Linked DNA regions of Homo sapiens: region 1 is linked to region 2. Evidence: chromatin loops called from intact Hi-C (ENCODE). Cell type or tissue: CD14-positive monocyte. All regions are shown on one strand. Each heading gives the region's core, and the rest is flanking DNA. Links, peaks and the distances in the headings are about the cores only. Region 1 has its middle 56 kb from the start of MIR4433A. Region 2 holds the start of LOC100507006 (a long non-coding RNA gene).

Region 1 (12,048 bases), core at 2,380-10,379, 55 kb before region 2:
GGAACTCCTACTGCTGTCTTAGATCTTAGCTTACATCTCACTCCTCAGGCAAGGTTTCTGTCTAATAGACACCATGGCACACTCTCCTTCCCAGCACCTCACGCCATCACAATTTTCCATTTGTTTGATCATTGTCTGTCCCCCACACTAGAATGTAAATTTCCACAAGGGCAGTACCAATATCAGTTTTGTCTCTCATGGCATTCCATGCCCAGCACAGTGCCTGGCACTTTGAAGGCCCTCAGTAAATATTTGCCGAAGTTTTATGGACTTGACCTGGAGGATGGGAGGCTAAGCAGGCAGCCAGTATTGAGGGATGGGGGAGAGGCTGAAGCTGAGAGACAAAGTGTGCAGAGCTGAAAGTCAAGTCAGGATATGGGAGAATGGGGACAGAGCCAGAAGCCAGAGAAGGGGGCCCAATGTTTAGTACAAAATGGAGGAGTGCCAAGGCAGCTCTGGGGAGCCAAAAATGCAGGGCAAATGGAGACTGCAAGGCAGGGCAAGGAAGTGGGAGGGGTCCATACCAATGCAGGACCCCAGAGCTGCTGCCCAAAGCAGGTTTCTACAGGCCTGGGTAAGCAGACCACACTTAACCAGCTAAGATGAAAGAGTGGGTAGAATGTGATTAAGAGAACTTCCAGAGCAGTGATTCTCAATCCTGGCTGGACATTTGAATCATTGGGAGCATTTTTTAAAAATACAAAGGCCCATGTCCAGAAATTCTGCCTTCTGTTTTTATCCTAAAGGCAAGAAGCAATTGAAGGTTTTAAGATGTGTGTGCATGTGTATGCGTGTGTGTGTGTGTGTGTGTGTGTGTGTGTATGTGTGTATGATGACGATGATAATAATGTTTGTGTGGATAACACATGGGGGAGACCAGTTAGAAGGGTGTTATGCACGGGACTCAAGAATAAGTGTTTTACAAAAGCATCCTATGCATTTAAAATATGCACTAGGGTTGGGAACCACTGTTCTAAAGCAATAGTCTTTAATCTTGGCTGCGTATTGCATTTGCCTGTGGAGTTGTAAAAAAATATTGATGCCTGACCCTCACTCCCAGAAATTCTGATTTAATTGGTCGAGTATGGCCTGTGCATAGGGATTTTTCAGAGCACCTCCAGATTTTTCTAATGTGCAGGCAGGGTTGAGAACCACTGCTAACGCTATTCAGGCTACTCAAAGTAGCAAGTCTGCGGACCAGCAGGATAGACAACATCTGGGAACTTCGACATGCAAATTCATGAGCAACTGAAACAGAAACTCTTGGTGGTGGGGCTATCCAGGAGATTTTGGCACCTGCTACAGTTTTAGAACCATAATTCCAGAAAGACAAAGTAATAATTTCCAATTGGGAACCCAGATTCCCACTAGGGAATCTGGTCTGCTGAATATTTTAGAGGCTTTGGAGTTAACTCGCTTCCCTAACCTAGTGTGTAACTTTGGCTTCCAATCAAACAGACTGAGGATGAATAACAATAGTTTCTCCTCTGTGAGACCCACCTTCCTCCATCTTGGGGCACATCCGGTTGGAGCAGAGGCTTGACATTTTTCTCACGGTCTTTCTGATCTCTCACTCTGGCAGGATCTCTGCCAGAGGCTACATTACCTCCTACCCGAGGCCTGACTTCCAGATGTTTTTCATATGAAACAGAGAAGAGGGGGCAGAGAGAGCAGGGAATTGGGGAATGGAGCAACACAAGAACTAAGGAAGCAAACACTGCCTGCTCACAGGAAGCGGGTCTTCTCCTGGCAGATCAAATGCGCAGAGCACGACCTGGGGAAGTGGGGGAGGCCACTGCGGTTGACTTAAGGAAGAATTCTCCCCATGGGTGCGTTTCTCTGGCTCCCTCTCCTACGTAATAATGTGCAGCCACAGTCATGATTTGCCCTCAATGCATCCAACATTTTTCTCCCAGCTTGTGACTTAGCCAGGCATTAGACAGATGGCCAACCTGTCATAAGGGTGAAGGTTTTGGCAATAAAATGAGGGTCTAACATCTCACACTAATGAGATCAAGGCTGGGCTTGACCTCTGTCCTGCTTTGTTGGATTTTCAGGTGTTGTTCAGGAGCATCTGTGAGTGTGCTTCATGCTAGAGGGCAAAGGCTCCACTTGAGTGTCTCATATGGGACAGAAAGAAGTTTTGTGTCTTTGTCATTGCCTTCCCTTAGCAGGAAGGAGAAGTCCTTCAGGGAGGCAGAATAAAGACTGATACTTTGTTAGCATAATAATGGGGTCTCATATGTTTCTTTGAGGGGATAATTGAGATATTATTTTGAAGTTTGTTCTTGCTATATTTTTTCCCTTCTCCATTCCAAGAAGGTAGCTAGGCCCTTTGAGATACCTTCTGCCAGAAAAATTACCCAAAGCTTGGAAATGGGCAAAAGAAAATAAGTACTAGGTGTTATTTTAGGACAGTGCTAGGGATGACTTCCTACTTGCTAAGGCTATTTTACAACTCTATAGAGGTGAGGTTAACTTACAGATTTTTATTCAGTAGAGATGCAAATAATTTCTGTTCAGTGCAACAGAGAAACCCAAAAGCTGTAGTTTATGGCCCTGTTGGACAATAACCAGTTTTGTATTTACCCAACAATTTACTAAGTTGCATTATATACTACATTCTCAAATATTCTTTGAACCAGTTTTAACATCTTACTGTCTCCCTCATTCATGGGAGTTAAATACGATCTTTGACATGTGTTCATTTTATATTTACATGAGAGTCATACTCTTTAGCCTTCAAGCATGGTTTATGTTATAGACAACCTCTCTGTCTGGCTTTTGTTTTTCAAAAGGCTGAGCTTCTTGACAGGTTTATGCGACATGAGGAGGAAAAGAAAGCAGAAGCAGCAAGAGAAAATGAGGGAGGTTTCCCAAGACTGGGAAGGTGATGGGCCCACAGGTCCTAAAGGTCAGGTTGACTCCTGATCTGCTCTCATGCAGAGTCCTGAGAAAGTAGCAGGGTTTCCAGAGGGGAATGGCTGAATGGGGTCCCTTGGAGTCTGGGAACGCGACAGGAGGCTGCATCCCAAGCATAGCGCTCCCAGCCTCCACAAAGATCCAAGTACACAGCAGCCACTCTAATTAAAGTCACTGGATTGAAGGGGCCATGGGAGGTTGGATAATGGGCTTTTGAAGAGAGACCAGAGGGAGTTAAAGACCTGTGGGTCTTTGTTCTGCACAAGATACATGGGACCCTCACATCACCCTGGAGGTAATAAGACTCCCCCAATAATGACTCAAATTTCCCACTAACCCAGGGGGTTGGGGACTTACAATCAATGTAAATGAAGCAAACTGATACATCATTTCTCACATATCCAAGATAGTGGAATAAGATTCCTGCCTGTCCCAGAGGCCATTATCCTAAGCAAATGAACGCAGAAATAGAAAACTAAATACTGAATGTTCTCGCTTATAAGAAGGAGCTAGATATTGGGTACTCATGGACATAAAGATGGCAACAACAGACACTGGAAACTACTAAAGTGGGAAATGGGGGGGACAAGGGACAAAAATCTAACTAATGGGTACTATGCTCAGTACCTGGGTGACAAGATTAATGGTACCCCAAACTTCAGTGTCATGCAATAAACCCAGGTAACAAACCTGCATATTTACCCTGTGAATCTAAAATAAAAGTTGAAATTATTTAAAAATTGCCTGCCACATTAGCAAGAGAAAGGTTTCCTCATCTCATGGATGTTCCATTTGGAAATGTCTGAAACACCTGAGTACTTTTGATGAAGAAGAGCACAGAGCAGCTCAGCTCCAAGGGAAGTGCCCTTAGTCTCCAGGGAGACCCACTCACAATGCTGGAAAAATAACTGTCACCTCCCTGGGGAGCAACAACTTATATGCTGAAAGGTGGGATCAGTCAAATATGGGGTCAAAGTAATCACACACTAGGATTATTTGAAATGATGCTCAGTAGGCTCCCCTGACTAGAAATATCAATCTCAGCACCTAACTTTCCTCCAACACAGCTTCATTCTTTCAAGTCTTCAGATATTCAGATTTTAGTACATACATTCCTGGGAAACCATAAACCCTAAGTTAGTGTTTCTCAGGTGTGTTCAATAAGTACACCTGCATCAGAATTACCTGGGGAACTTGGTAAAAAGTATATTCTTGCTTGAACCCGGGAGGCAGAGGTTGCAGTCAGCCAAGATCGTGCCACTGCACTCCAGCCTGGGCGACAGAGTAAAACTCCATTTTTTTTTTTTTAAAAAGTATATTCCTGGACCTTTCCCCAGACCTATTGAATCAGATCCTCCGGGAATGAGAAGGAGGGCAGGGTATCTGTATTTTTGACAAGTGTTCCAGGCAATTCTGATATCTTCTAAAGTCTGAGAACACCTGGGGTGGGGTTAAGGGTAGGGCAACAATTTGACAATAAACATGTGGGGCAGGGGTTTCTATCCTGGGGTGGCCTCCTGTCGATATGTGACTCCCGCACAGAACGAAGGGTTTGTATGTATGCTTTTGTATGTATTTTTTAGGGAAGAGAGGTCTTAACTCCCATCGGGTCCTCTAAAGCCTTGCTATTCAGAGCGTGGTCAGAGCAACAGCAGCATCAGCAGCATCTATTAGAAATGGAGCTTGTTAGAAATGCTGACTCTCAGGCACTGCCCCAGACCTCCTGACTCTGAGTTTGCATTTTAACACAATCCCCCATGATTCTCTTGCACATTACAGTTTGAACAGCACTGATCCAAGGGAGGGGTAAGGTGATAGGAGGGAAGAAAGGAGGTCTCAGAGGTGAAAAAAAGTATAGATAATGAAAGGTCCAAATCTACCAATTCCCCATTCAACTAAGGACACTAAATAATTGTGTGTGCATCCACAGGAGGATGAATGAGACACCCTTTCGAATGAGACACCCTTTCCAGGGCTTTTGCAGTTCCAGGAACCTAAGGCTGCTCCTGTCTGTGGCTCTATGGCTCAGCCAGCCCCGACCCCTCACAGGGCAGCCAGGGCTGTCCCCTGCTCCCTTGCCTGAGGCTATCTACTACGGGGGTGAAGTCAGTGCGAAGCCAGAGGGTTGAAGACGCCCCTTGGCTCCCAGGTCTCCCTGGCTCTCCTTCCCAAGCAGCCAGCAACTGTGCCCATCTGCTCCTGTACAAGGGCCACCAAGGGGAGGGGGATTCCTCCAGATGGCAGCAGGGGCAGTCACTCGGAGCTGCAGGCCTGAAAGGTAGTACAAAAAATGAGTTAAACTGCACCCCCATCCCTTTGGTTGCAGATGATGTAGTAGAGAGAAACAGAGGAAGCAGGGGTGGCACCTGCCAACCCTTCCTCCAGGCTCCCACTGAGTTTGCTCGGCTCTGAAGTTGGTCCTGGCTGCCCTCCCGCTGTTCAGCACTCACCCACATGGTCCTTCCTCTCCAACAATGCTGTCAGAAGACTTGCCACTCTGCTCCCAATATGTGCCTGGCCAGGGGCCAGGGACTGGCTGCCGACCCACTGACTACCACTGAGCCAGACCCATGGCTTCCCCTCCTAGAGCTGCAGCTGGCATTTCCTCTCTGCCCCCTGGTCCCTTTGGGCTGCAAAGGAGCCCTCTGGCTCATCTTAATCTAGGCATGGCTGGGGGCTGCTCTTGGGGTAGGCTTTAAAGCCTTCTTTGCTCCATTTTGCAAGTCAACACCCCGCACACCTGCTCTCTCCCTTCCTCTTCTCTCTGTGTTCATCTCTGATTCCTTCTGTTGTTATTTCTCCCCATCCCACCCCTTCAATCCATTGTTCCCATCTACACATAGATATATGTCAGGATCATGCCTCTCTGAGATATCCTCCTTTAACCTCATATACCCTCCTAGCTACTGCCCTAGTTTCTCTCTCCTAACAGTAAAACTTCTTGGAACAATCATCTTCACATATTCTCTCTTATTCCTGCCTTCCATTAATTCCCTTACTCGCTGCAACTTGACTTCTATCTGCACTGCTCCACACAAACTGCTGGAACCAAGGACCTGTGTCCCCGTATTGTAAATCCAGTAGACACTCCAGTCTTTACACGCTTGACTCCTCAACGGAATCAGACACAGCGACACGTGCTCTGTCCTGAAACGCTCCCATCTCCCTCTCCCATGGCATCCCGGACACCCTGTTTCCTTTCTAGCTCCTTCTTAGCTGCTTGCGGCAGTGTCTCTTTTTCTATCTGATCCATAAATGTTGCAATTTATCTGCACTCAGCTCTTCTTCCTGCCTTCTCTTCCTCAGATTTAGGGCCTAAATGATTTCATTACAGAAAAATGAAGTCATTTTTTTCTAACACATTTCAGTGTGGACTGGGATTCATCGCTAAAGGACAGGCAAACATAAATCTTTCATCTCAAACCATGATAAGTGCTTGGAAGGAAAAATTTAAACAGAAAGACTGGGGGAGAGCCTAACTCGGCCTAATTCACACTGGGGTAGGAGTAGGGCGGCCTCCCGAAGGAAGCAACATTGGAGCTGAGACCTGACGGAGGAGGGGAAGTTGCACAGGTGCAGGGTCAGAGGAGAAGCAAAAGCGAAAGCAAATGAAACAAAACAATAAGTGGTAAAGGCTCACACAGATGACACACATATCCCTACCTTCAACCCAGACCTCTTCTCTATGCTGTTGATTACTTATCTACCAACCCTTCCTACCTTCCGAACATTTCCATTCCGGCATCACTCAGGCATCTCAAAAAGTCTGGATTTCCTCACAGGCACTTGTTTTCTCCCCAGACTTCCTCTGCTGTGTAAATGGCTTCATTTTCCCACCAGTTGTTCAAATAGAAACCTGAGAGTTCTTACCAACTCTTCCTTTCCCTCACTCCGCACATCCAACCCAATGGCAAAACCTGTTCCTTCTACCACTAAAATATATCAAGAACCCATCCACTTGCTCCACTGCCCCCAGCCTGGTTTCAGCCACCATCTGCTCTCAACTGGAAGACTGCAATAGCCCTTCAACTGCACTCCTAACCTTTGCTCAGGACACCCCCCAACCCCATGCAAGAATTAATGTGAACTTTAAAGAACAGGAACTGCTTAAAAATTCTGAAACAGCTTCCCATGTCACTTAAATACAAATCCCCTGGCCCGCACTACAGAGTCCTGTGTGATCTGGCCCCTGCCTGTCCTTCCAACCTCACCTGGGCTGCCTTCCCCTTGCTCACTGGATTAAACTCTTATGGCCATCTTTCAGTTCCTCAAAGCCTTCCCTCTCTTGCAGGCTACTTGTCACAATTTAGGTGACTAAGGCCTATATTTTTCTCTAAAGCATTGAGTTCCCATTCTATGGAGTGGTAGAAACGTATCTCAGCCAACTTGGAGTTTCTTTCCTTCTCTGGCGTTCCTCGACAGTTAAGTTGTGCCAGGTCATTAGGCTGGTGAAGGCCTGTCAGTCTTCCGTCACCTGTCCACAAGGGTGTCCAATGAGACATCTTTTATTCTCATAATTGTAGGTCATTGAGGCACATAGATCACCACTCAGATGAGTTCCTGGTGTCTGTGCCCCTTCACAAATGGTGGGCAATCTCCTTGCGGCTTTCATGTCTCACTTGGGAGCCAGGACTCTGCCTGGCTGTGTAAGAACAGTTTGTTCAGACCCACTGCACAGCTATTTCCCAACCCCACTCCCCACTGGACCTCAGGACAGATGACATCTCTGGTCTCCTCCTGTCCCCTCTACCTCTCCTTCCACAGGCCTGGGGGATATTTTCTAGTCCAGGGGAGACCCTGCTCTCCTCAATCCCCACATCCCCCAAATATTTTGGCTATGACTGGAGTCCTATACAGTTCCCAGGGGGCTTTTAGCCTTTTAGGGACCAGAGCTAGGAAGATTCATTTCTTTCTGTTACATCAACCTTAAAGCAATGGGCACCGAGTGCCAAGCAGCTTGGCCTGAGGGATGGGCAAAGGGGAGAAATAACAGGAAACTAGGACATCAGTAAACATTCAGAAATACTGTATTATCCCACCCCATTTGTTCAATGCCCACCTCTCCCACTCTATTAGTTAGAGTTCTCCAGAGAATTTTATGTATATGTAAAGCCAGATTAAGTCCTTTAGGGGCCCTAAAGCCCCACATAATTTAAAATAAAATAATTACTCAATCATAACTTTAAGAAACTCTTGTAAGTTAGTTTTCTCCAATGATGACTATTTCGATGCTTTGTTTGAGATATCAAACTCTTTCTAAAATTTATTTCTTGCAGGGGAGAGGGAGAGGTTGGCATTTGCTTTGCTGGTGGCTGAATCCCAGGCTTATTCTGCGTTGTGTGTGATCTCATAGTGCCTTCCCTCCGTGGTGGCAGGGGGTCATGGGAAAGCTGGGTAGCAGCTTAGCCCACCTGCTTATGGTAGCCACAGCCTTGACATTCCTAGGAGGCCAGCCTATTATCCACTAATTTAAAAATTAGTTCAACTCATTTCCTTGGAGGAGAAGTAATAAAGCTACTAATCATCTGATCAGAACTTCTATTTCCTTAAGAACTCACGGAATACTTATGACTGATTCATTCCTACATATTTTCTTGTGTTCTTGACATAAGAATATAAGACCAGTCTTATCTGTACATTTCACTTATCCGGCAAGCAGGGTAGGGGAGACTGGGCAAAACCTGAAACCAGAATTGCCTGATCCTTGTCACCTGGTTACATAATGTTCTTGTAACCCAAATAAACTTAATATTGCCCCTTAGAACTTAAAGCATTCAAGGCAAAGTGGACCTTGAAAAGAGTCGATTGTGATTGTAAATAAATCCCAGTAACTACTGCCTTTTCTCTTATTAGCTACTTCTTCAATCCCCATTTTTGCTTCTAGGGCTTGTTAGATTAAAGTATAGTGGTCCCTCAGTATCCATAGGCAGTTGGTTCCAGGATCCCCCCTTGGATACCAAAGTCCCAAGACGCTGAAGTCTCTTATATATAATGGTGCGGTATTTGCATGTAACCTACACACATCCTCCTGTATATTTTAAATCATCTCTAGATTACTTATAACACCTAATACAATGCCTACACAACACTTCATTCATGTGGGTTCAATGTAGTACTCAGTGCATGGCAAATTTAAGTTTTGCTTTTTGGAACTTTGTGGAATTTCCTTTTTTTCCAAATATTTTCTATCCTTGGTGGATTGAATCTATTGATGAGGAACCCATGGATACAGAGGGTCCCAGATGCTACTTGATCTACTCCTTAATCTCTTAACTATGTTGACTGCTATACAAATAATATTCCACTTTGTATAGAAGAGATGTGAGGATGTGAGCTGCACTTGTGCAGCTGTGGTTCCAAAGTTGCAATTAGAAGAAGTTGCCCACCACTTGTGAAGGGGCACAGGCTGTGCAACTGGCCATCTGGGCTGTTTGGGAGCATGGCAAGGACATGGCAACTGCCTGGCTGGCCTCCTAGGAATGTCAAGGCTGTGGCTACCATAAGCAGGTGGGCTAAGCTGCTACCCAGCTTTCCCATGACCCCCTGCCACCACGGAGGGAAGGCACTATGAGATCACACACAACGCAGAATAAGCCTGGGATTCAGCCACCAGCAAAGCAAATGCCAACCTCTCCCTCTCCCCTGCAAGAAATAAATTTTAGAAAGAGTTTGATATCTCAAACAAAGCTTCGAAACAGTCATCATTGGAGAAAACTAACTTACAAGAGTTTCTCAAACTTAAGATTGAGTAATTATTTTATTTTAAATTATGTGGGGCTTTAGGGCCCCTAACGGTCTTAATCTGGCTTTACATAAAGGAAACGCAAGGATAAGATAAAAGGAGGAGTCAACAAGTTAATTCACCAATAAATGTTTAGTGAGTCCCACAGTAGGTGTAATGATGATACAAAAAGCATGTGAACTCTTCCCAAAGCACTTTACTAGTTAGGCCTGTAGGTTATTTGGATGGTGGGGTTGAGGGAGAGTGAAGCTTTTGTAAACCTATACAATGCATGAGAAATAATCTTGAGAAATGGATCGTAAGAACAAAATCAGGCATGAAAGAAAGCTGTTGATGAGAACATAAAAAACCTAGACCAAGGCAAAGAGGGCCTCACTGTGGGTAGAGACACCAACAAGATAACTCCACGTATGTGCCAGACTTAAGTGCAATTGTGGACATACAACAGTAAAACCAACAAACAAACAAACAACACCCCCCACCAATCTCACCCTTATGGAGTTTAATTACTGGTTGTGATGGTAAATTTTATGTGTCAACCTGGCCAGGCCATGGTGCCCAGATATCTGATCAAAAATTAGTTTAGATATTGCTGTGAAGGTATTTTTTTTAGATGTGATAAACATTTAAATAAGTAGACTTTGAGTAAAGCAGATGACCCTTCATAATCGTCTTGGATGGTGGCCTCATTCAAATTGTTGAAGGCAGTAAGAGAAAAGACTGAGATCCTCTGAGAAGGAAAGAATCTGCCTCCTGACTCTGCCTTTGGAATCAAGGCTGCAACATCAAGATTTCCCTGGGTCTCCAGCCTGCCCTACAGATTTTGAACTTGCTAGTCTGCACAATCGTGTGAGCCAATTCTTCAAAATAATCTCTCTCTATATATATATATATAATATATATAATCATATATGTATAATTATATATCCCCACATCCCCCAAATATTTTGGCTATGACCGGAGTCCTCTACAGTTCCCAGAGGGCTTTTAGCCATATATATATAATGTTGTATATTATATATATTATAATATATAATATATATTATAATTATACATATGTAATTATATATATTTTATATATATACACATATATAAAAAAGGCTAAAAGCCCTCTGGGAAGGATAAGACTTTTTTTTTTAATTTTGCATTTGTGAATGTTCCAGGAATTGGAAAGAATTGAACCAGGCAGATTTTAAACATTCACGAGATGATTATATCAATGTGAGTTTGCCTTTGACCATTTAGGGCAGTGGATATACATCAAGTTGTTTTCTTCCCCTACACTGTTCCTTTCTGGAATTTGGGACATGAAATCTAGATTCTATGCAATAATATAGAGCTGAGTTGAGATAAAAAGTTCAGTCAGGACTGAATCCTTAGATCCAGGCAGATAGTGAACAATTTTTAAAGTGGACACAGATAGTGTCTGGTTTTTAAGGTAAATGACCTGTACAATTTGAAGCACACTTTAATTCTCAGTTGTACATTCCAAGTTTCAAAAACAACAATAAAAAACTGAAAAAAGAACTGCAAATCTATTGGCTAAGATAATTTTTTGAAAATAACATACAAAGTAACAAAGAACTGCAAATCTATTGGCTAGGATAATTTTTTTGAAAATAATATACAAAGTAACATGACAAAAACCATATAGTTTCTATAAGAGGCAATTTTATTTACTTGTGTTCAAGTGATGAGGCAAGTAGCTGATAAATTAATTAGATGTTTCAAATAAAGTGGAGATTTTAATTTGTTTCCCTAACTTTGTAGCAGGCAAATTAAATCCTATTTGATGTCTTTATATTCACTAATGAAGAGTGTGTGGTAATGCATCACATATATTCTGGCTGTGCTGTTAATAATGGACATGAGTAACTCCTTAAAATCATTCTTTTTGGAGGCTCTACTGTTGAAAAGAATGAATAATTTTTCTATCTCAAAGCACTCAACAAGAGTTAATGAGGAAAGTAAGAGTGCCATAGGGCTATGTTTGTAATAAAAAGTATCAGCTTCGTGGCGACACCTGCAAAGGTCCCCATATTCTGTAGGAAGTAAAAGAATAGAACCGGGTAATAGTTCACTATTTGACCATATTTGAGCATCTTTTATTTGGAACACAAATGGCTTTCTCTGCTTTCCTGGATCAACATATGAAAAATTTGAGCAAAATATTTTTTTCTTGCCAGTACGTTGAATTTCCAAAAACATCAGTTAAATTCCTAATTGTTGGAATATTACTGTCCCCAATTAAAATGTTTTCAGTTTTCATCCACTTAGGGAAGCAATGAGTAATGAAAACCAATCTCAAAGACAAAGGGAAAAACAATAAGAAAGTCCCATTCCAAATGGAGTCAAGCATCTGGAATTGGGTTAGATTCATTTTT
Region 2 (12,048 bases), core at 2,037-10,036:
GGATTTCCTGAAGGCCAAGAGGAAACCATGCTGTTTCACTGCAAGCAAAGCAGAGTGGGCCAGGATAATAAAGTACTCAGGAGTGAATCCTGGCACAGAGAGAAATTAAAGAAACATGTGGCTGGACACTGTGGTTCACCCCTGGAATCCCAGCACTTTGGGAGGCTGAGGCGGGCGGATCACCTGAGGTCGGGAGTTCGAGACCAGCCTGACCAACATGGAGAAACCCTGTCTCTACTAAAAATACAAAATTAGCCAGGCGTGGTGTTGCATGCCTGTAATCCCAGCTACTTGGGAGGCTGAGGCAGGAGAATCACTTGAACCGGGGAGGCAGAGGTTGCAGTGAGCCGAGATCGTGCCATTACAATCCAGCCTGGGCAACAAGGTGAAACTCTGTCTCAAAAAAAAAAAAAAAAAAGAAAAGAAAAGAAACATGTAGGTGGGGATAAGAGTATTCTTAGGGGTTGGGTGGAGTCACACAGAGGTGCAAAAATAAACGAAATATATAGAATAGTACATCCACAGGTCAGGAATACCATGCCTCCACTTGCCCCAGGGTTCTGCACACTGCAGGCACTCAGTAAATGTTAATTGACTGAATTAATAGGCTTCATAGTTCCAACATGCAGTACAGTGCCTAATTGGCTAGTCCAGGCAAGCCCTCTTAATACTATATTTGGAGAACGAGAGACATGAACTGGTTGAGTGACCTCCTCAGGTTACCCTCTATGTTAGAAGCACAGCCAAGACAGGAGTCGAGGCACAAGCATCCACCAGCCACCAATGAACTGGCCCACCAACGACGAGGCCAGGAGCTGAGGAGGCAGGAATGCTAAGATAAATGGAATTTGAAGTCTAAATTCAGAGAATTTTCAGTTCTCTCGAATCACAAATGAGAACATTTAAAATGAACTCATCAAACTCTCTCACAGGGTGGCTCAAGAAATAGAAGCCTCCAAGTTCAAGTGAGAAGTTGTATAGGAAGAACTCTAAGATGGCACAAGGAAGGGCATGAGCTCTGGAAGCAGGCAGTCCTGGCTTTGAATCTAGCTCTATTACTCACCAGCCATGACCTGAAGCAACTTAACCTCTTCAAGACTCAGTTTCCTCGCCTCTAAAATGAAAATGATAATGACTGTCTCATAGAGTTGATGTGCAAAGTAAAGATGTGATATAAGCCCCTAACATCATGAGTGGTCCAAAATGGGCACTCAGGTACAAAGCCACAAACAAAATGCTAGTTATGACAATGATTCCACTAGGAACAGCAGAGCATCAGTCAGAGGTCGTGTAAAGTTTCCACTGACTTGATGATCTAAAGTAATGAATAAACACAGGAACAGGTCATTCAAACTGCAGATTACAAGGATAGTTTTTTTCAGTATGAGAAAAATGCTGTTTGGTAGCTCACAAGCAGATTTAACTCTGGAGCAGTGCCCTTGACGCAGAGCAGGCTGGGCTTTCTAAATTGTCTGCTCTCTCTCTCTTTCTTTCTCTCTCTGAGCTTCTGATACATAATATTCAGCAAATACACCACATACTGGAGAGTGGTATATCATATACCCTGTGACTGCATTTTACGACAGACTCCCAAGATTGAGGGCAGATGTACTATGCACTTGAATATGCCCAAAGTTTAAGAGTTAAGTTACTTAATGCTACATCCAGTGGCATCATTTGCAACAGAGCTGGCTACCAAAAATGCATTTGGGGATTCTCACTTTCCAACTAAAAACTACATTAAACCAGCACAGTGCATTGGCATTTTATATGAGACTGTAATAGTTGACAACATCCGTATCTCCATATCAAAGAGAAACCATCCCTTTTTCACAAGGACCTTATTTCAAAGGAGTTATACTTCTGAATGAGAGACAGTCCAACGATCTGGACCTAGAATCTCTGAGACTGTAGATGTTGAATAATATTAGTGTTATAAGAACCTCAGTTATTGTTATTGTTATTATTATTATTATTGAGATGGAGTCTCAATCTGTCGCCCAGGCTGGAGTGCAGTGGTACAATCTCAGCTCACTTCCACCTCCACTTCCCAGGTTCAAGCGATTCTCTTGCCTCAGCCTCCCAAGAAGCTGAGATTACAGGCGCACGCCAAGAAGTCCAGCTAATTTTTGTCACGCCAAGACGTCCAGCTAATTTTTGTATGCTTTTGTAGAGATGGGGTTTTGCCATGTTGGCCAGGCTGGTCTTGAACTCCTGGCCTCAAGCAGTCTGCCCACCTTGGCCTCCCAAAGGGCTGGGATTCCAGGTGTGAGCCACCTTGCCCGGCTTGACCTACGCTTTTCTAAGTCCATTTCTCAGTTCTCAGGTCACATCTGAGGTGTGTGTCAGTAGCATCCGACACAGTGATGACTCCCTTTCCTCTGAATTTGTTTCTTTACTTGGCTTCCAGCACAAACCCTTTCTTCATTTTCCTCCTATTCACTAGGCATTCCTTCTTAGACTGCTTCCCTGGTCCAGCCTTTTCTCTCTGACCTCATAATCTTGGAGGGCCCCAGGGCTCAGCCCTCGGGCACCTTTTCTTCCTTATTCACCCTCTTGGTGATCTCACCTGGTTTCATAGCATTAAATCATTAAATATCACCAGAAGCTGCCAAATGTGCACCTCCAGCTCAGACTTCTCTCCTGAACTCCAGACCTCTTTTTTTTTTTTTTTTTTTTTTTTGAGATGGAGTCCCACACTGTCACCCAGGCTGGAGTGCAGTGGCACAATCTCGGCTCACTGCAACCTCTGCCTCCAATGTTCAAGTGATTCTCCTGCCTCAGCCTCCCAAGTAGCTGGAATTACAGGCACCTGCCACCACGCCCAGCTAATTTTTGTATTTTTAGTAGAGACGGGGTTTCGCCATGTTGGCCAGCTGGTCTCGAACTCCTGGCCTCAAGTGATCTGCCTGCCTCGGCCTCCCAAAGTGCTGGGATTACAAGTGTGAGCCACCACGCCCGTTTGAACTCCAGACCTTTATCCAGATGCCTGCTTCATGTATCAAACTTAACAAGTCCAAACTTGGACTTCTGTTCTTCCCTTTGAAGCCAGCTCCACTCCCAGTCTGCACTCTCTCAGTCGATGGTGACTCTATTCAAAACCTTTAGAGTCCTTCTGGACTCCTCTTACTTTTTTTTCTTTTCTCACATCCGAATCTTATTGGCTTCCTCTTCAAAATATATCCTGCATCCAACCACTTCTCACTACCTCCACTGCTGCCACTGTGTTCCAATCCATTGTCATCTCTCTCTTGGATTATCACATTCCCTTCCTCACGACAGTCTCACTGTCGCCCAGGCTGGAGTGCAGTGGAGCGATATCGGCTCACTACAACCTCAGTGATCTTCTGATAGCCTTGTAGTATAAAGCAATTCTCTCTCTTGACCCATCATAGCTGTCCAGGTACCATTTAAAGAATAACAACAACAAAAGGTGACCATTTAGACAATTTAAGAATTACATCCAAAAAGCAAACACATGGAGAAAAAAGCAAAACAAAATATAGGCTAGTGAGCACAATTAATTCCAATAGCCGGTTACAAATCCTTGCAACTTTCTCATTCCTTTAGGTTCAGAGAAGTCAGAAGACTTCAGGTTGAGGAAAGCCAGGAATATAAAAGCCAAGGTCAGCTTTTAATTTACCTTTAACATGATCAAAACTAAACTTTTGCCCGGGAGTTTTCTCAGTAACAAAGGTGAGCAATTCCACCTTCAAAGGCATTTTTGGGTCTACTCAACAGCTTCAATTGCAGTATACCCTGTTTTCCTCAAAATTAAGTTTCACATTTGTAAATGTTGATCAATAAACTAGTTCTGCTTTCCCAGGTTTCACGCTCAATTCTGAATGTCCTTAGGGGGACTCTGTGAAATTTATAAGGGCTCTGCTTCTTCTGCCTTCCTTTAAAGGATGGTGTTCCACTAAGATTCACCTTTCCATCTTCCACTCTCTTATCTTAATTTACATACTTTCGCTGGGTAATCTTGCCCACTTCTTCCCCTATGCTCATGACTCTCAACCCTCTACCTATCTCTAGCTCAGACCTCTCTCTTGAGCTTCAGATCCATATATCCCTGGATGTCCCATTCTCAAACACATAGTGCACATACAGAGTTCTTTCTCTCTGCCAAATGTACACCTCTTCCTCCCTTTCTTTTTCCTTACTGGTGCCAAGATTCATCTAATCACTCAGGCCAGAAACCTGAGCATGGTGCTATAAGATCACAGAGGAGAATCCAAGGATAGTAGCAATTTGCTGCAGGGTAGGAATGCAGGGAGGCATTCCAAGTGACATAATGTAACTATAGAGATGCCAAAATAAGAAAAAGCATGGTATGTGTGCTGTTAGGATAGAATAGGACAGGCTGAGGTAACAAATAAAACCCCATAATCTCAGTGGCTTTTGCTCATTAAAAAAATATATATATATGTCTTATGCCAATTGGTCAGCTTTCCTGCAACAGAAATTCAGGACCCAGCCTGCTTCCATTTTACAACCCACTGAGTTAGAGTTTTGCACATCCTAGCATATGGACAAAAGAGAATAAGCATGAAGAACTCAGACCCCCTCTTAGTCTTCCTGAACCAGAATGCCATATCCCTCCACTCACTTTTTTGTTGTCAAAAATTTGGTCAGTGTCCCAACCTAGCTGCAAAAAGAAACTGGGAGATGTCTTCTCATCTGCCTAGGAAGGTGAAATGAGGTAGTGAACATGTAGCATTTTCCCTACTATGACATGTTTAGGAAACCGTAAGAAGACTGGCATACCTGGAAACCAATGGGAATTATGGGTTGGATTGGGGGTGTAATATGTGTTGTGGAGAGAGGGTAGGTAGACAGTGCTAGGAGACACAAGAACGTAGGTACCATGGCCAATATAACTAGAAGGACTGGGTGGAGTCAAGAGCCTGAGTGCCATGCTAAGAATAGCATGCCAGTTCAATGGGAGTTTAAAGATGGGAAGTGAGCAAAGACAGGGAGAGGTGGTCAGTGGAGAATCCTAGAGCTCAAACTTCTCAACCTGAGAGCCCCAAGTAAAGGACCAGCTCTTGCTCCAGGACCAGCCTGAGGTTCCAATTGCTTTAAGAATCCATCGAGTGCAGACCAGGATATGAGACTCTGACCTAAAAACAAACTAAAAAGTTCTGTGTTCATTACCTCTGGACATTGTGTGATCCTTCCTCTAATGGCTTGGCTCCCAAAACCTCCCCACTGGCGCTCCCCTCTCAGCTGCATCCCAATTCCCTCCGCTGCACCCCAATTCCCTCCGCTGCACCCCAATTCCCTCCGCTGCACCCCAATTCCCTCCGCTGCATCCCATCTCCCTCCGCAGGCTCACCTCCCTTTTCTCTCCGGGTTCAGCCTTTCTTCTTGATTTTGATGGGTGCGGGTTCTTGGCCCCTTCTCATGGGGCTCTGCCTCCAGTAGTACGTGCTCCAGCTGACTTGCATTCTGTTTTACGCTCAGCCATCTTCAACCAGGCCTATCCAATCAAAATAATAACATTAATAACTAGTATGTACTAAATGGTTACTATATGCCAAGCGCTATTCAAACATGTTTTATAAGGTCATGTGCTGTATAACAATATTTCAGTCAATATACTATTGTGGTCCCATAAGAGTATAATACTGTATTTTTACTGTGTACTTTTTCTATGTTTAGATGTGTTTAGATACATAAATACTTACCAGTGTGCTACAATTGCCTGCAGTATTCAGTACCATAACATGCTGCACGAGTTTGTAGCCTAGCAGGAATAGGCTATACCATATATCCAAGGTGTGTAGAAGGCTACACCATCTGAGTCTGTGTAAGTACACACTATGATGTTCACACAAACTCATGATCGCCCAGTGACACATTTCTCTGATCTTAAGCAATGCATGACTGTATATAATTATTTATTCTCAGGAAAAAAACCATGAGGTAGGTGGTATTGTTATTGCTTTATGCAGATAAAGAAACAGATGCAAAAAAGGCTAACTTGCCACATTCATGGCGCTTATAAGTGGTCAAGCTAGAATCTGAATCCAGGATGTCTGGCTTTTAACTAGACGTAAGTTAAAAGTGCTATCGGTACTACTAAGTAAAGGATGAAGGAGAGGAAAGATAGAGACAACATGCCTTCATGATCTTGAAAGTAAAAAAAGAATGCAAGTAGCAGTTGTAATCACTAAGAAGGGAGAAGAAACAGTCTCCATTGTAGATAATTGCAAAGAAGGAGGCGCCACCAGAGGATAAAAAGCCTCCAATCATTCACACAAGGGACATTTGTTTCTTAAAAGGGAGACAAACTCCTGGAAGAGAATAGATACGCCTGATTTTTTCTCAGTGGAATTTCACTTGCCCTGGCAGGTGGGTGGCAGGGAGATCTGAGGCCCCTCGAATTACAGCTCCTGGGCCCTGCCTCAGAAAAGTCCATTCGTCTCGGTAGAACCCCTCCCACAGACTCACAATGTGGCCGTCTCGAGCTGGCCCGAGGCTGGACGTGCAGTCAGCCGAGCACACAAAATGAGAACTGTTTCCCTGCGTGCAGCTGGCGCGCGCTTTCCGCTAGTCGCAGCTGCTTGGAGCCCTGCGCGCTGGCGGGGCCACGCCCCCGATGAATATTCATGCCCAGCTTGGGCTCGGGAGCCCAGGATTTCAAAGCCCCTGAAGGGATTTGAGGGGCGAAGGAGCTTCCTGATAGGGAGTTAGAAGGAAGGAAGGAGCCGGGCTTTGTACGGGCTTGCTTTTGAAGACTACAAAGAGGAAGGGTCACATGGAAAGTCAAATCCCGGGTTGCTAATCTAGGCTAGGTCAAGTTTGCAATGAGAGCTAGCTCCCTCCCTCCTTGTAATTTATCGAGTCTTTCAATGTCCTTTCACACAGACAACGTGCAATTACTGGTGTTTCGCAGACAGGCTCTCTTTCTAGCACTGGGGAGCATGAAAACAACCGAGAGTAGGCTTTTAGCTGGATTTTAAGTGCTTACTTCATAACTCTTACCCAGTTAAACGTCTGCGATGACAACGCTCCTTCTTCTCACATAGGTTTCTGTGCATGGATTTTAATTTGCACACATTCTTTACCTAATCTATGATTTTTAGATACGTCAGTCTGTCATGGGCTAGAAACTTAAAAAAAAAAAAACAAAACTTTTAAAATGGATATACTCTTAGGTCTAGTTGAGACACTAAGTATTAACCCTATTTATTAGCACTCAAGTTTGGCTATTATTTTTATTAATGGAGAGATTTCCCAGCACAGATCATCTGAAAGAGTAGATAGTTCCCAAATGCATTTCACTGACTTATATATAATACTAGGTGGGCTTTTGAGTAAGTGGATTCACTGTCTTTTGTTGTTGTTGGGGCCATAAAAGTGTTTACTTTAGAATCCACTTAACAGAAATTACTGGAGCTTTATTGAGTGCCTCTATTCCATTAATCCCTCCATTAAGAGAGAGGCTTAATGCTTTTTACCTACAAATTGGAAATGGAAGAAATAACATTGGGAGGAAACCAAAGAATAAACAGGAATATATTGTGAAAGCATTTAGCTTACCTTAAATGAAGGCAAACCCCTCCCCCACCCCACTTCCATAATGGAGAACTGAACAAACATGCAGATATGAGGGTAGAACCACTGCGAGCAGCCCACGGGATCTTATGGGAAATAGGACGAGGATCAGACAAAGGACATAAACAAATATCCCCATAAACTTGGATTCTAGCAATTATAGACAGACACATTTGCCATCAATCCCCAGCAAAGTTCTAGATTGAATAGTTAAGCAAGCAGCTAGTGAGCACTTTAGAAAGGTGACTCCTAAGAACCAGTAAGAGTTCACCAGAACTAGTCAAGCCAAACTGTATTTCCTTTTTATTTATTTTTAAAAAACAAAATGCTTGACTTCATCACAATCCCAAAAACAACGAACATATTGACAAAAGGATGACCTATGTCCCCCAACCTTTTCTTTTTTTTCTATAATGGACTCAGTATTCAGAATTGCTAAATTGAGTATCTGGTTGCTATATTAGTCCATTCTTGCATTGCTGTAAAGAAATACCTGAGACTGGGTAATTTATAAGAAAGGAGGTTTAATTGGCTCATGGTTCCGCAAGCTGTCCATAGTGGCATCTGCTCCTGAGGAGGCCTTGGAAAGTTTACAATCCTAGTGGAAGGCAAAGGGGGAGCAACATCTTACATAACCAGAGCAAGAGGAAGGCGAGAGGGAGGTGCTACACACTTTTAAACACCCAGACCTCATGAGAACTCTATCAGGAGAATAGCACGAAGGAGATGGTGCTAAACCATTCATGAGAAATCCACCTCCATGATCCAACCACCTCCCACGAGGCTCCACGTCCAACATTAGGGATTACAATTCAACATGAGATCTGGGTGGAGACACAGATCCTACACCATATCAGTAGCCAAAAGAGAATAGACTTTAGAGCCAGAAGGAACTGGGTTTGATTCCAGGCTCTGCAACTTACTATTTATGTGAGTAGATTGGACATCTCTGAATCTCAGTTGTCACAACTGCAAAATGAGAATAGAATATTTACTTCATAGATATTAAAGAAAATACATAGGTACTCATAGGTACTCAAGAAAGGGCAATCATTATTAAGATGCAGTTCAAAAGGTACAAATACAAACATAAACTGAGGAAAGAGAAGAGCTGAATCAAATAGTTCATATAGAAAGAATTTTTTAATTTATCAAAAGCTCAATATGAAATAACAAAGTAACATGTTTCAGGTGCAGACTGAAGCTTATTAATATTAGTACATGGAAGCCAATAGTAAAGAGTCCCAATTAATTTTACTTGGTCAGATCCTATCTGAAATTCTCTGCCCCCTTTTGGGTAGCACACCTGAAAGGGAGCAAGGAAAAATTAAATAACATCCAGGATGATGTAAGACCCAGGAACCACAATATCTGAGAAATAATTGAAAGAAATGGTGGTTTTTATCTAGAAGAGGTTACAAAATGGCTGTCTTCTGATAATTGAAGAGCTGTGATGTAGAATAGGTATAAAATGGGTTTGTATGGCTCTAAACGGTAGAATTAGGAGACATGATTAGACGTTGCTGTGAGATAGATTTTAGACTTGAACATGTAGAAGAGCTGTTCAACGTAGCAATGAGCATTCCTGAAAAATAGTAAGCTCACAATTACTGAAAGAATTCCTACAATGAGTAGAATTCAGCTGTCAAGAAAAGTGTAGAAGAGATTATGGCATTGGAAAAGAGTGGCCTAGTCTTAGAGTTAGTCATACACCATATACATGCCACCACCCCCAGCAATGGGAGTCTATGACTAATCAATGACAGCTGTCTTCCCTGCTGAGCTAAACTCAGCCTAGCAATCCTTTTCAATACAATGCTCCAAGCCATCCCCACCAATTTATCAGAGTTGACAACCTATCCAACCCAGATGATCCCTTAGTGTCTCTAAGATCCTATAACTTAAAATTTTGCCCCCTATAGCAGGTCTACAAAATACATCTGTAAATTAACTAGAAGGAAAGTCATCGTTAAGCACAAAATATTTCCAGGTATCTGTGTATGTTTGTGTGTTTATGTCTGTATATGTACATATATGTGTGACAGTATATACATGGCTACTCCAAAACAGGAATCTTATGGCGGAAATAACATATTGGCCACAGGAGCCCTTAAATAGTGAATCTCATTTGTGACATGCCAATAATTAATGACGTTGCTTTCTCCTCCACAAAAATTCAAACCTTTTGCTACCCTATTCCACCCCTTATAAAATTTCAAACTTATTTTGTAAGTTTTAACTTTTGGGGCATCACAGGCAGGTTGGTAGAAAAGGAGAGAATGTGAGGAATTGGCAGAGATAGTGCCAGAGTACTTATAAACTCTCAAGAAAAGGGAGGATTTTTATTAGTAAGCAGAGTGGCCAAAGAGAAGCCAATAAGAGACTAAATTACAATGTTCAAAGGTATTAGCAAACTTAGATTTCAAACTAATGGGTGGGCAGCAGGAGGTACTCCTGGAAGGAGTCCTGGTTGAAGACAGGTGGATGGCAGCTCATATTTTGGCTCCCTAGCTAACAATTAAGAAGAACAAAAATTCCAATTTAACTCCCAAAGAGAGGGAAGAAGGTGCAAAGACAATTCAGTGAAGAAAAGATAGTCTTTTTGATAAATAGTGCAGGAATAATTGGATATCAGTATGCAAAAACAAAATTGAATCCTTACTTCTCACCATTTAGAAAATTAACATGAATCACAGACCTAGATACAAAACTTATTAACTATAAAACTTGACATTTTCTTTAAAAAATTAAGGTATTTAATTTCAAAAGTGAGTCCATTTAAAGACAAATATAAGTAAATAACAGTATGTACAAGTGGTATACAGATATGCAAAAATGATGAAGTTGGCACTCCCCAACTGCCCTTTAACACACTGCCTCCGAGGGCTGAGAGGTATCATAGCCCCAGCCAGGCAGGATGGTGTTTAATAAAGAATTCAGTTTCAGGAGGAATGTCTGTCAAACCAGGAAACTCTGCCAGAACCTCATCATATGGGCATGGGAGACTGTTGGATGAGGATGTGGAGAAGCTGCCATTTGCAGCCCAGCGTTTCCCTAGACTCCCAGGATCTCAAGTTTAGGAGACAGGAACATGAATTCTAGTTGTCACTAGCCATCACTTGTGCAGCTACTTTTCGGCAGCCCGGCCTGAACATAGTGGGCTCAACTGGCCAGACAAAAACCTGAAAAGTAAATGTATCAGCACCTGCAACTAATTGAGCTGAGTAAGGCAGGAGGAAAGTATGTGCTTCTCATCTCATGTCTTAAATTCTTGGACCTTAAATTATTATGTCAGTTACAACAGCTTCCTTTATTCAGATCAAACTCCACTCTCCAATATGTCAAGAATTCTTTCTTTTTTTTTTTTTTTTTTTTGAGACCGAGTCTCACTCTGTCACCCAGGCTGGGAGTGCAGTGGTGTGATCTCAACTCACTACTACCTCTGCCTCCCTGGTTCAAGCAGTTCTCCTGCCTCAGCCTCCCGAGTAGCTGGGATTACAGGTGCTCGCCACCATGCCCAACTAATTTTTGTATTTTTTGTAGAGACAGGGTTTCACCATGTTGGCCAGGCTGGTCTCGGACTCCCAACCTCAAGTGATCCACCTGCCTTGGCCTCCAAAGTGCTAGGATTACAGGTGTGAGTCACCGCACCCGGCCCAATGTCAAGAATTCTAAAAGAAGGTATGTAACAAATTTTTTAAGAGATCTCCTGACAATTGATTTTCTAAGAAAGTTACAAAATATTCCTTCCTTCTTTACCCATAAAAGTCTTAGACATATAAAGGCAACATAAAGCTTAAAAGCATTATCTATGGTGTCAGGTTGTCTGGGCTCAAGTTCTAGCTCTGCCTCCTAATAGCTGTGTAAGCTTGGCCTGGGTTCCTAAGCTCTCTGAACCTTAGTTTCCTCTTCTGTAAAGTGAGGATTCCACCGCGCAACACACACACACAAAGGAAGTGTTTATTTCAAGGTGCATTTAGCACATAGCGAACCAGAGTTACAGAGCAGGAGGGGAGTTGAAAATCTTCTAGAATTTCTCTCTCCTCTGTTGTACTAGTAGAGCAAGGCCCAGAGACATTGGTAACTTACCCAACATCTCATAGCTAAATTAGGGGCAGGCCTGTTTTTCAGAAATTGAAGTACTATCATTTTTCATTTCAGTTTCCTTTCCTCTCTTGGTGTTTGGTACAATTTCCTCGGTACCTCCTCTTCTTGTGCCAGACTGACAACAACTTGCACCATATTTTACTCTAGGATTTTCCACGGCTTTTCTGTGACCCCACATCCTTTAGCACTCCTACATTGTGAAAGCTGAACACCATCTGTCATTGATCAGCACACAATGGTCCCTCAAGAGCTTGGTAAATGTCTTTTCTGTAAAGCATCCTTCTCCTTTATGCATAATGCAATGTTATAATTTAACTTTCAAGATCCACTCAGGGTAGAAGGGATGATAAGACAGGTCCATACATAAACATTCTCCCC

The links. Hi-C counts contacts between places; a loop is a spot of excess contacts. Peaks named below come from ENCODE experiments on the same cell type or tissue, not always from the same donor. Only the 100,000 strongest peaks of a DNase experiment are listed, where the experiment ranks them.
Region 1: a loop joins it to region 2, with 2.2 times the contacts of the local background. A loop is called at or near these places in 13 of 110 quality-filtered maps.

Annotation. Positions count from the first base shown.
Region 1 is chr2:64,278,305-64,290,352 of GRCh38, reverse strand. No RefSeq gene overlaps it. Among named protein-coding and RNA genes, the nearest start is that of MIR4433A, 56 kb to the left of the region's middle. In CD14-positive monocyte, for the core only: no CTCF peak of the experiment used is centred there; DNase peaks (open chromatin) are centred at 6,502 and 7,202; H3K4me3 peaks cover 1,126 bases; H3K27ac peaks cover 1,859 bases.
Region 2 is chr2:64,222,931-64,234,978 of GRCh38, reverse strand. It overlaps LOC100507006 (a long non-coding RNA gene), which reads right to left and starts at 6,578. Exons shown (of 5, transcript NR_120420.1): 1 at 6,457-6,578; 2 at 5,339-5,482. RefSeq lists enhancers at 6,306-6,355, 6,004-6,712, 6,846-6,895, 6,713-7,422. In CD14-positive monocyte, for the core only: no CTCF peak of the experiment used is centred there; DNase peaks (open chromatin) are centred at 5,858 and 6,538; H3K4me3 peaks cover 1,617 bases; H3K27ac peaks cover 1,519 bases.